Linked DNA regions of Homo sapiens: region 1 is linked to region 2. A link is a contact called in ENCODE Hi-C or POLR2A ChIA-PET data. All regions are on one chromosome and are shown on one strand. Each heading gives the region's core, a stretch centred on a gene start or an enhancer-like site at or near the end of the contact. The rest is flanking DNA. Distances are from core to core; before and after follow the strand shown. Region 1 has its middle 57 kb from the start of PRSS23. Region 2 has its middle 24 kb from the start of ME3.

What was found. Hi-C counts contacts between places; a loop is a spot of excess contacts on that map. ChIA-PET counts read pairs that join two places held with the same protein, here RNA polymerase II (POLR2A). Pooled maps may share reads with other maps.
Region 1: a loop to region 2 is called in a map of PC-9, with 5 times the contacts of the local background. The contact joins two enhancer-like sites. A Hi-C loop is called at or near these places in 14 of 168 maps with a recorded cell type or tissue (Calu3, IMR-90, MCF 10A and 9 more) and 16 of 50 pooled maps. POLR2A ChIA-PET finds 5 or more read pairs at or near these places in 8 of 52 experiments (A549, AG04449, BJ and 5 more).

Annotation. Positions count from the first base shown.
Region 1 is chr11:86,740,986-86,745,351 of GRCh38, reverse strand. No RefSeq gene overlaps it. Among named protein-coding and RNA genes, the nearest start is that of PRSS23, 57 kb to the left of the region's middle. RefSeq lists enhancers at 3,681-4,294, 4,295-4,366. Within about 2 kb of position 1,796, at least 20 of the 41 ENCODE cell types and tissues checked have a DNase peak (open chromatin) inside an H3K27ac peak, as active enhancers do; they include PC-9 and Panc1, where a contact is called at or near this core.
Region 2 is chr11:86,694,763-86,698,981 of GRCh38, reverse strand. No RefSeq gene overlaps it. Among named protein-coding and RNA genes, the nearest start is that of ME3, 24 kb to the right of the region's middle. Within about 2 kb of position 2,832, at least 2 of the 41 ENCODE cell types and tissues checked have a DNase peak (open chromatin) inside an H3K27ac peak, as active enhancers do; they include PC-9 and Panc1, where a contact is called at or near this core.

The sequences.
Region 1 (4,366 bases), core at 547-3,046, 47 kb before region 2:
AAACCTATTCACCAAGTGATGGTGCCAGGTGGCGGGGCCTTTGGGAAGTGACTAGGTTACAGGGCAGAGCCCTCATGAATGGGACTCATACCCTTAGGAAAGAGCCTTGAGGGAGCTCATTTACTGCTTCCACATGTGTGGTCACAGAAAGAGGCATCATCTATGAACAAGAATACAGGCCCTCACCAGACACCAAATCTGCTGGTTTCTTGATCTTGGACTTCCCAACCTCTGGAGCTGTGAGGAATAAATTTCTGTTGTTCATAAGCCATCCAGTTTCTGATGTTTTTGTTATAGCAGCCCAAACAGACTCAAATACCAATTCTGTCTCAAAAATGTTTTTCAGGACCATCCTAAGCCTAAGTATCACTTTGTGGCCTTGAAACCCCTCCACACCCTGGAGTGTGCTTGTGTTTATACTGTTTTGTGTGTGGAGGATGGCTAGGTTGTGTTTCACATAATGTCTAATGCAGAGATGTGCTGAAGTTTCTTACTTGATGAATGAAAGTGCTCAAATGTGGATGACACAAACTCCAAAACTGTTTAGTGTGGAAATACTCACCATTTAGCCTTTTATTTATTTATAACCACTTTTTGAGCACTTTGTGTCATGCCCAAAGATGCAAAATGGACCAACTGTAGTCCTTCTTTCTCTTTCTTTTTTTTTTTTTCTTTGAGATGGAGTCTTGCTCTGTCGCCCAGGCTGGAGAGCAGTGGCGCGGTCTCAGCTCACTGCAAGCTCCGCCTCCCAGGTTCACACCATTCTCCTGCCTCAGCCTCCCAAGTAGCTGGGACTACAGGCACCCACCACCACGCCCGGTTAATTTTTTTGTATTTTAGTAGAGATGGGGTTTCACCATATTAGCCAGGATGGTCTCAATCTCCTGACCTCGTGATCCACCCACCTCGGCCTCCCAAAGTGCTGGGATTACAGGCGTGAGCCACCGCACCCGGCCAGTCCTTCTCTTAAGGGCTATGTGTGCTGATGGTAGTTTAGATCTCTGCTGCTGTTTGATTTTTTTGTATATTGGCAAAAACTTAATTTTTTTGTACCCCAATAAATGATTATTTAACATTGTAAACAATTAGCAAAATTGTGAGGAAGAGCAGTCATTAATGGAAATAAATCCTTAATGAATAATATAATATTTAATCAATTATAAAGCATATCCTATATTCCAGGCTATTTATGAACAGGATTTCATTTATTCCTCCATGCAACTCTTCAAGTGCACTGTTATTTCTGTTTTAATAATGGAAAAAATGAAGCAAGTGACTTGCCTAAGATCCTATCAAATGTGACACCGGAATTTAAATCCAGGTTTGTGTAATAACCAAGCCTGTGACCTTAATCACTGCTCTATGTCACCTCCCCTGTCCCCAGACAGCCTTTCTGCACCAGGGTTTCATAAACACTGAAGCATAAGCAGTTGCTAGGGGATAATGAATGACACTGAGTCACTAAGGGCAGCCAGCAGATCTGAAGTGATTGATGAATTTGTTACCAGTAAGTGGGGTTAGAAATTACAAAACAACATTAGAATCTATTGCACACAACCGCAAGCTGTCAGTGAGGTGAGACATGCAACAAGCCAAGGTATGTCTTTATTCTCTGATGCGCGGTTTGGTGTCTCAACAAGTCTTCCCAGCCATTTACCCCAGAGCCTGCTCTTTTTCAAGGGTGGTTCTCTAGAGGCAGTCTGGAGAAATTAGATTATAAAAGTTTGTCCCCAGCCTTTTTTGCCTGACTCATGGTGTGGTCTCAAGCCAGTGAGTCACCAACCTGTGACTCAGTTTTCACAGCCTACGCAGGGCTCAGAGTTTGACTGTTGGGCTCCCAGGGAATCCTGGGAATCCTGGGCTATACTTCTCTCCTTTGGCTTGTAAGAGTATCTTTTAAACTGTCAGAGGTGCTCATGGGTGGCCCAAGAACAAGGAAACTGAAGTGGCCTCACCAAGGGGGTCAGCCTCTGTTTCTGCTGATGCTATGTAATACTGAGTGTGGATCCTCTGCTCTGTGGGTGGTGCTCTGTGGCAACGGGCTGTCAGAGTGGACCAGTACTCTGAAGAGGAAAAAATTATCTGTGTGAAGAAACATGGATTCACTTCAAACCTGTCCTTTCCGAGCTACACTGAGTAAACTGGGACAGCTTCCGGTCCTCCATCCAGGTCACAACCCCACCCCCACAGTCCTCTGGGTAAACTCTGGTATGAAAAATTCATTTCGGATTTGACCAAGGAGCTCAGAAGTTTATGTGATGGGGAGCATAGACTATATCTTGGGAACAATTAGGTCTTCAAGAGGTCTCCATCCTCTGCCTACTTACAAACAGAACACAGCTCAGGTGAGCATCCTGGGAGACACCATTCCCAGTATGGGTTGTTTCAGCGATGGGACATAAGATGTTTGGAATGGGCTACTTCTTGCCATTAGTTCACCTGACATACCAAATATGATCAATATCAAGATTAAAAAAATGAGCATGACAACATATCCCCAAGATGTGGATTTTCAAGAAAAGGGCTCATGTACCTTCAGTCTTGGCCCTCAGCCAGGTCAAGAGTAGAGGAAAGGGTCAGAGGGACCAGCTTGGAGAGAGAATTAGAGAAGAGATTCCTTTGGAGAGAGCTGTTACAGCCCTCTCCCTTAGAGGGAGGCATGGAGGTGCTGCAGGAGAACGTGAAAAGATATTTCTTGCACGAGGGACCATAGAGAACTAGTCCTGAGTAATGTCTGGGAGAGCAGACCATGACTGGGTCCTGGCTCCTGCCCGCTGTGGGCAGAGGATGAGAGAGGAGTAACTTGCTGTCTAGGTTCAGGAACCAGGAGGTGTGCTGGGTGGGTTTGGAATGCATTCCCAGAGTTGTTCAAGGTCATTTCCTATGCACTAGATGTGGGACACACCAGAAAGAGAACCGTTCTGTGGGCCATCTTAGATCTTCTCTGAAAGTGCCTGTGAGAGAAGTGAAGGGATTTTCGCAGGAAGATTGGAAATGTGCTGCTCCTCAATGCCTCAAGTGGCTCCAGGAATGGCGACACATCTGTCAGGGTCAAGGTGACTGCAGGACAGAGGTCCCACAAAGGGACTTGGGAGCAACCCATGGCATGGCCCCTATGAGAAGAGTGCTGCTCTGGCTCACCCAGGGGATGCTTCCCTTGGCCAAAGACCAGACTCAAGTCAAATCTGTACTATTGCTTTACCTCTTCTCCTGCCCATGGCTTTAACTGTGTTGGATCTGAAACAGCAGAGAGAGAGAGAGTGGGGCAGGAGAGGTCCAGGACAGGAGAAGTCAACAGTGTATTATTATGCCATGAGTCATGCTTGTTCAACATACTGGTTATACAAACCAGAAAAGGTTTTGTCTGTTTTTCTTGGTTTGTTGACCTAATTACTAATACACATCTTTACTTTTCTCTTAGAGCCTGATCACATCCCTACCTTTCCATTCCTTCTTTCTGCATCTCATATTTTGTATACACTTCTATGATAGCACTCCATCTTGCATTATAACTGATTGCTTACCACTATTTCCATACTGAAAGATGTGTTCTTTGTGGCAGCAGCTGTATTTTATTTATGTTAATATTCTCTATATCCAGCTCAGTGATGCCATATGGTTGGTATGCAATCAATTCTTGTTAAATGAAAGACTAAATGAATATATGCATATTGATAGGAAGAACTTGGCAAAAGGGAGATATATTTAGGCCTTTTGAAGCTTCTTGAATCTCACCAGCTGGGCTGGGCTCATAGTTCCTGCTTGTAGTTCCATTCACATTCCCTAAAGACCTGGGTAGCTCTTTGAATATTTGGATTTGTTGAGGGGAATCCCAATTATACTCATTAGACAGCACATCCCTGAGGAGGGATGGAAACATTGAGAACACGCTCTCCATCAGGGTAAATAAAAGAAGGGAACTGAGCCACGCCTGTCCAATCTCAACAGAACCCTCTGTTGTACAGGAAACAGTGGAGAAATTGTTCATTTACATCTCATTCCTGATGGAAATATTCCAACTGCAAAGCCAGTGTCAGCTTTGATTTCCTGCCCTGAGAGGAGGCGCGGTCAAAAGGCACAAAGTGGGCTTGTGCAGTCAGAGGAATTAGGTTGGGTAAGAAGAGACTCTCACACTCCATCTTTGTTCAATGGTGGAACTTCTAGCTGGGGTGGTCAACCCAGCCCAGCCCAACCTTAGCCTTGGGGGCCTGTGAGGACTCCATTCTCTTAGAACCACAAGATATCAGGCGGAAGAGTGAAGGGCAGACCAGGCCTGAGGGTCAGTGCCCCAGTCCTTGGCTTGCTTCCTTGAAAAGAGCAAGCACTGAGAGGCCCTGGAGTTTTGGGAATCTGAGTGGCCAAGGGC
Region 2 (4,219 bases), core at 1,583-4,082:
CAATATTAGCAAGCACTGATTGCTTGGAAATGGCTGTTAGAAATAATAGTAACGTGTAAAAAATGCCAAATGTGTAACACAGAAAACAATGTGAAAGATGTTAGTTCTGCATTCCTGACCTGACTCCCAGGCCTACTGTGTATTGGGTCCTAACTTTTAAAAGTGAATCCTGTAATCCACATTTGCATATAGCTCCAAGCACTGCAATCAATGCCCTGGCTTAGGGAATGTGAAATGACATGGCAGTAGTTCTCTGTCACAGTAAAGTGTTGCTCCTGCTGCTTGTCTTGAAGTTACCTTGGTTCCCTTGCCTCTCACCTCATTCATTCATTCATTCAACAGAGAAGGTAGGCACTTTGTTAGGTACTGGGAGTGCAAAGGAAAGTAAGTCTTAACTTAAACATCACTTCCTTAAGGATGTCAAATTACATGATGCCTCAGTGTAGATCCATAGTTCCCTGGATCTCTCTTGAATTCCATACCAAGTTGTTGCATATATCAATAGTTCATTCTTTTCTTATTGCTGACTAGTATTACAAGGTATAGATGTGCCTGAGTTTGTTCAACCATTCACTCATTGAACGGCACTTGGGTTTTATTTTCCAGTTTTCTGCTATGAACATTTGTGTATAGAGTTTTGTGTGAACATTAAGTTTACATTTCTCTGGGATAAATGCTAAAGAATCCAATTTCTAGGTTGTATGGCAAGTATGTGTTCATTTTGTAAGAAACAGCAAAACTATTCTCCAGAGTGGCTGTGTTACTTTACATTCTCACAATCAATGAATGAAAGAGCCAGTCTCTTTGTATCTTTTCCAGCATTTGGTAAAATCACTATTTTTTATTTTAGCTGTTCTTGTAGGTTTGTAGTGATATCTCATTGTAATTTAATTTGCATTTCCCTAATGAGTAATGATGTTGACAATCTTTTCATATGCTTCTTTTGCTGTCCATATCTCTTTTCGTTCACTTCATAATTGGATTGTTTGTTTTACTGTTGAGTTTCAGAGATTTTTTTACATTTCAAAATATAAGGTCTTTGTAAGATGATTTGTAAACATTTTCTTCCACTCTGTAGCATGTTGTCTTATTTTCTGTTAAGATGATCTTTTGAAAACTGAGGTTTCTAATTTTCATGAAGTTTTATCAGTTTTTCCATTATGAATTGTGCTTTTGGTATCATGTCTTATAACTCTTCACCTAGCCCTAGGTCCTGAAGATGTTCTTGTATTTTTTTTTTGAAAGTGTTATAGTTTTGTATTCTACATGTAAATCCATGATCCATTTTTGAATTAATTTTTCTATATGATGCGAGTTTTAGATTGAGTTCATTTTCTTTGCCTAGGGATATCCAATTGTTCCAGCACCATTTGTTGAAAAGACTATCTTTCTTCCTCCATTGGGTTGTTTTGCACCAGCAATCAATGTATTTTAAAATTGACTTCCACAAAAGCTGTGGTTCTGGCCCTCACAGAGCTCACAATCTCCAGAGGGAAACAGCAACAATCATAGCACTTTAAGATAAAAGCTACAACAGGGGTCTGCACAGGGTGCTGGGGAAGCCAAGGAGGCCATACCACAGTAATGAGCTTCCTGTCCACCTCCTTGCATCCACAACTCCCTGTGCGTAACTGTCTGTCCTTGAAGTCTGCTTGTAGACCTTCCTGGATTTCTACTCTTTGCCTCAGCTTAGGATAGTCGGATCTAACCAGCTGCATTGGAACAACAGCTACGGAACTATGCTCCGAAGTTTTTACTGCAGATCCCTGCCGCTTCAGGTCAACTAGACTCTCATTCTATGTCTACTTCAGTCTCAGCCATCCAATGTCACTTAACATACTGTATTCCAATTTTTTGTTTGTTTTTTTTGTTTTGTTTTGTTTGTTTGTTTTTTGAGGCCGAGTCTCACTCTGTCACCCACACTGGAGTGCAGAAGCACGATCTCGGCTCACTGCAACCTCTGCCTCCTGGGTTCAAGCGATTCTCCTGCCTCAGCCTCCCCAGTAGCTGGGATTACAGGCACACACCACCATGCCCAGCTAATTTTGTATTTTTAGTAGAGACAGGGTGTCACCATGTTGATCAGGCTGGTCTCGATCTTCTGACCTCAAGTGATCCCCCTGCCTCGGCCTCCCAAAGTGTTGGGATTAAAGGCATGAGCCACTGCACCCAGCCACTGTATTCCAATGTGTAAGACCCACAGTTTCTCGCCAATTTTGTTTGGGGTTTCCTGCCCAGATCAAAGACATCAGGATGGAGTAAAGCAGAGAGATATGCATTTTCCCATGAGTTGGTGCTGTGCAGGGAATCAGTCAGGTATATTCTAACTCCAGATTAAGGAGACAGTAGACAGAGAAGAAAGGGGTGTTTCTTGCTAGGTTGACAGCCTACTCCATTTGAGCTCATGGGTCCTTAATGTGTAAAATATACATTAATAACAACAATGGCAACAATAATAATCCATTATGTGGCTTAAACTATCTAAAGTGTTGGTTTACATAATTAAATGGATTAGCCACAGAATTCCTCCACTATCCCCATCTGAGGATTTGTTCGACACTGATCACATTTAGCTATCTCTGCTTAACTATTTATGATCTGAATTCCTTTGAAGAAAACTCACCCTAAAACAACTAGTAGGGGTCCTGGAATGGGGGAGTTTCTCCTCTATGGTGACAGGGTCTGCTAGGAACTGAGGAATAATTTTTTTTTTTGTGGCCAGGCTAATAGCTAGAAATGTGATTCATCAATTAAGTACTGGAAACACTGGTCTCTTTCATAACTCCAAATTCTCAGGATGTTAATCAAGCAGAGTCATCCTATTTCCCTGACAGGCCTGGCATAGAGTCAAGACTTAAAAGGAAAAATTCTAAACATGACCTGTTAGCACTGAAGAACTTTCTTTTTTAATAAGATGTATCCATTAATGAAGCTCTCCTGCTTTGGGATGTGTGCTAATTAATCGTAAATGGGAGAGATGATCCCTGTTATGGTAATGCCAGCTGCTGTAACATATAAACTCCAAAATTTTAATAGCTTAACAAAATTGAAATGTACCTCTTGCTCCCGTACATGAGTGTTTCTACTTAAAGGTGGGCTCTAAATAGTAATTCAGGAACTCAGGGTCCTTCTACCTTGGAGCTCCTCCAGCTTCAATGTGTGGCTTCCAAGATTGTTGACCTGGGGGAAGAGCACAGAGGATAGCAACTGGGTGTTTTTATGGACCAGGCTTGCAAGTAGCTCAGATCATTTCTGCTCATATTCTATTAGGTAGAATCTGGTCTCATGGCCACACTAATTTCAAGGGTGTCTGGGAAATGTAGCAAATCTCTGTGTCCAGGAGGAAGAGCATCAGGTTTGGTGAACACCCTATGGTGTCTCACACAGTCCTGAAGTAACTGCATGTCAGTGATCTAAAACCAGATATGTGATTTGCAGAATAATTGGAGATCTTCCAGGGTATATAGTCCCCTGTAGCCTAGCTTGCTCAACATGAGGATGATGATAATGAGAGTAGGGCTGTTAATGCAGCAAAGAGTTCCTGATGAGCCAGTGAGCCCACCACCAAAATTTGTTCAATTGTCTTGCTTCTTTCAATCTGTACATGAGTGGGTGTATAAATTGGTGATCTATTTCCTTTATCATTGAAATAAATTAATGATAAATGGTCATTAGCATGATTCTTATATCTTCACCCAGAACACTGTGCATGAGTTAAGCAATTCTTTAGAAAGGTAATATAGTGTAGTGGCTACAAACATAGCCGTAAATTATACCTGGGTGCAAATTCTGCCATATGTTAGTTGTATTAATTAATACTTCTTAATTGCAAATAATCAACTTTAGCTAGTTTATGCTAAAATGGGGAATTTCTTATAAGGATATAGGGCTATCTTTTGGAATTCATGGGTAGAAATACAGCTAGAGCTCAAAAGGGCCGTAAATTAGGATCTGCAAGGCTGTCATGACACCTCTCACCCCTGCTTCTCTCTTTGCAGCTGCTTCACTCTCATATTCTCTGCCTCTGATGCTTCTCCAACTGCATTGTCAGAATCTACTTCTCCAAGCCTGTCAAGTCTATATGTTCCAGCCATAAGCAGTGACTTGCAGTGTTTGAATTCCAACTTCATATTTCTAGGAGAAAAAAATTTGTTTGGCTCAGCTTGGGTGATATATTCATTGCTGACCCCAATCAATAATGAGGTTCTCTCCAAAAAAT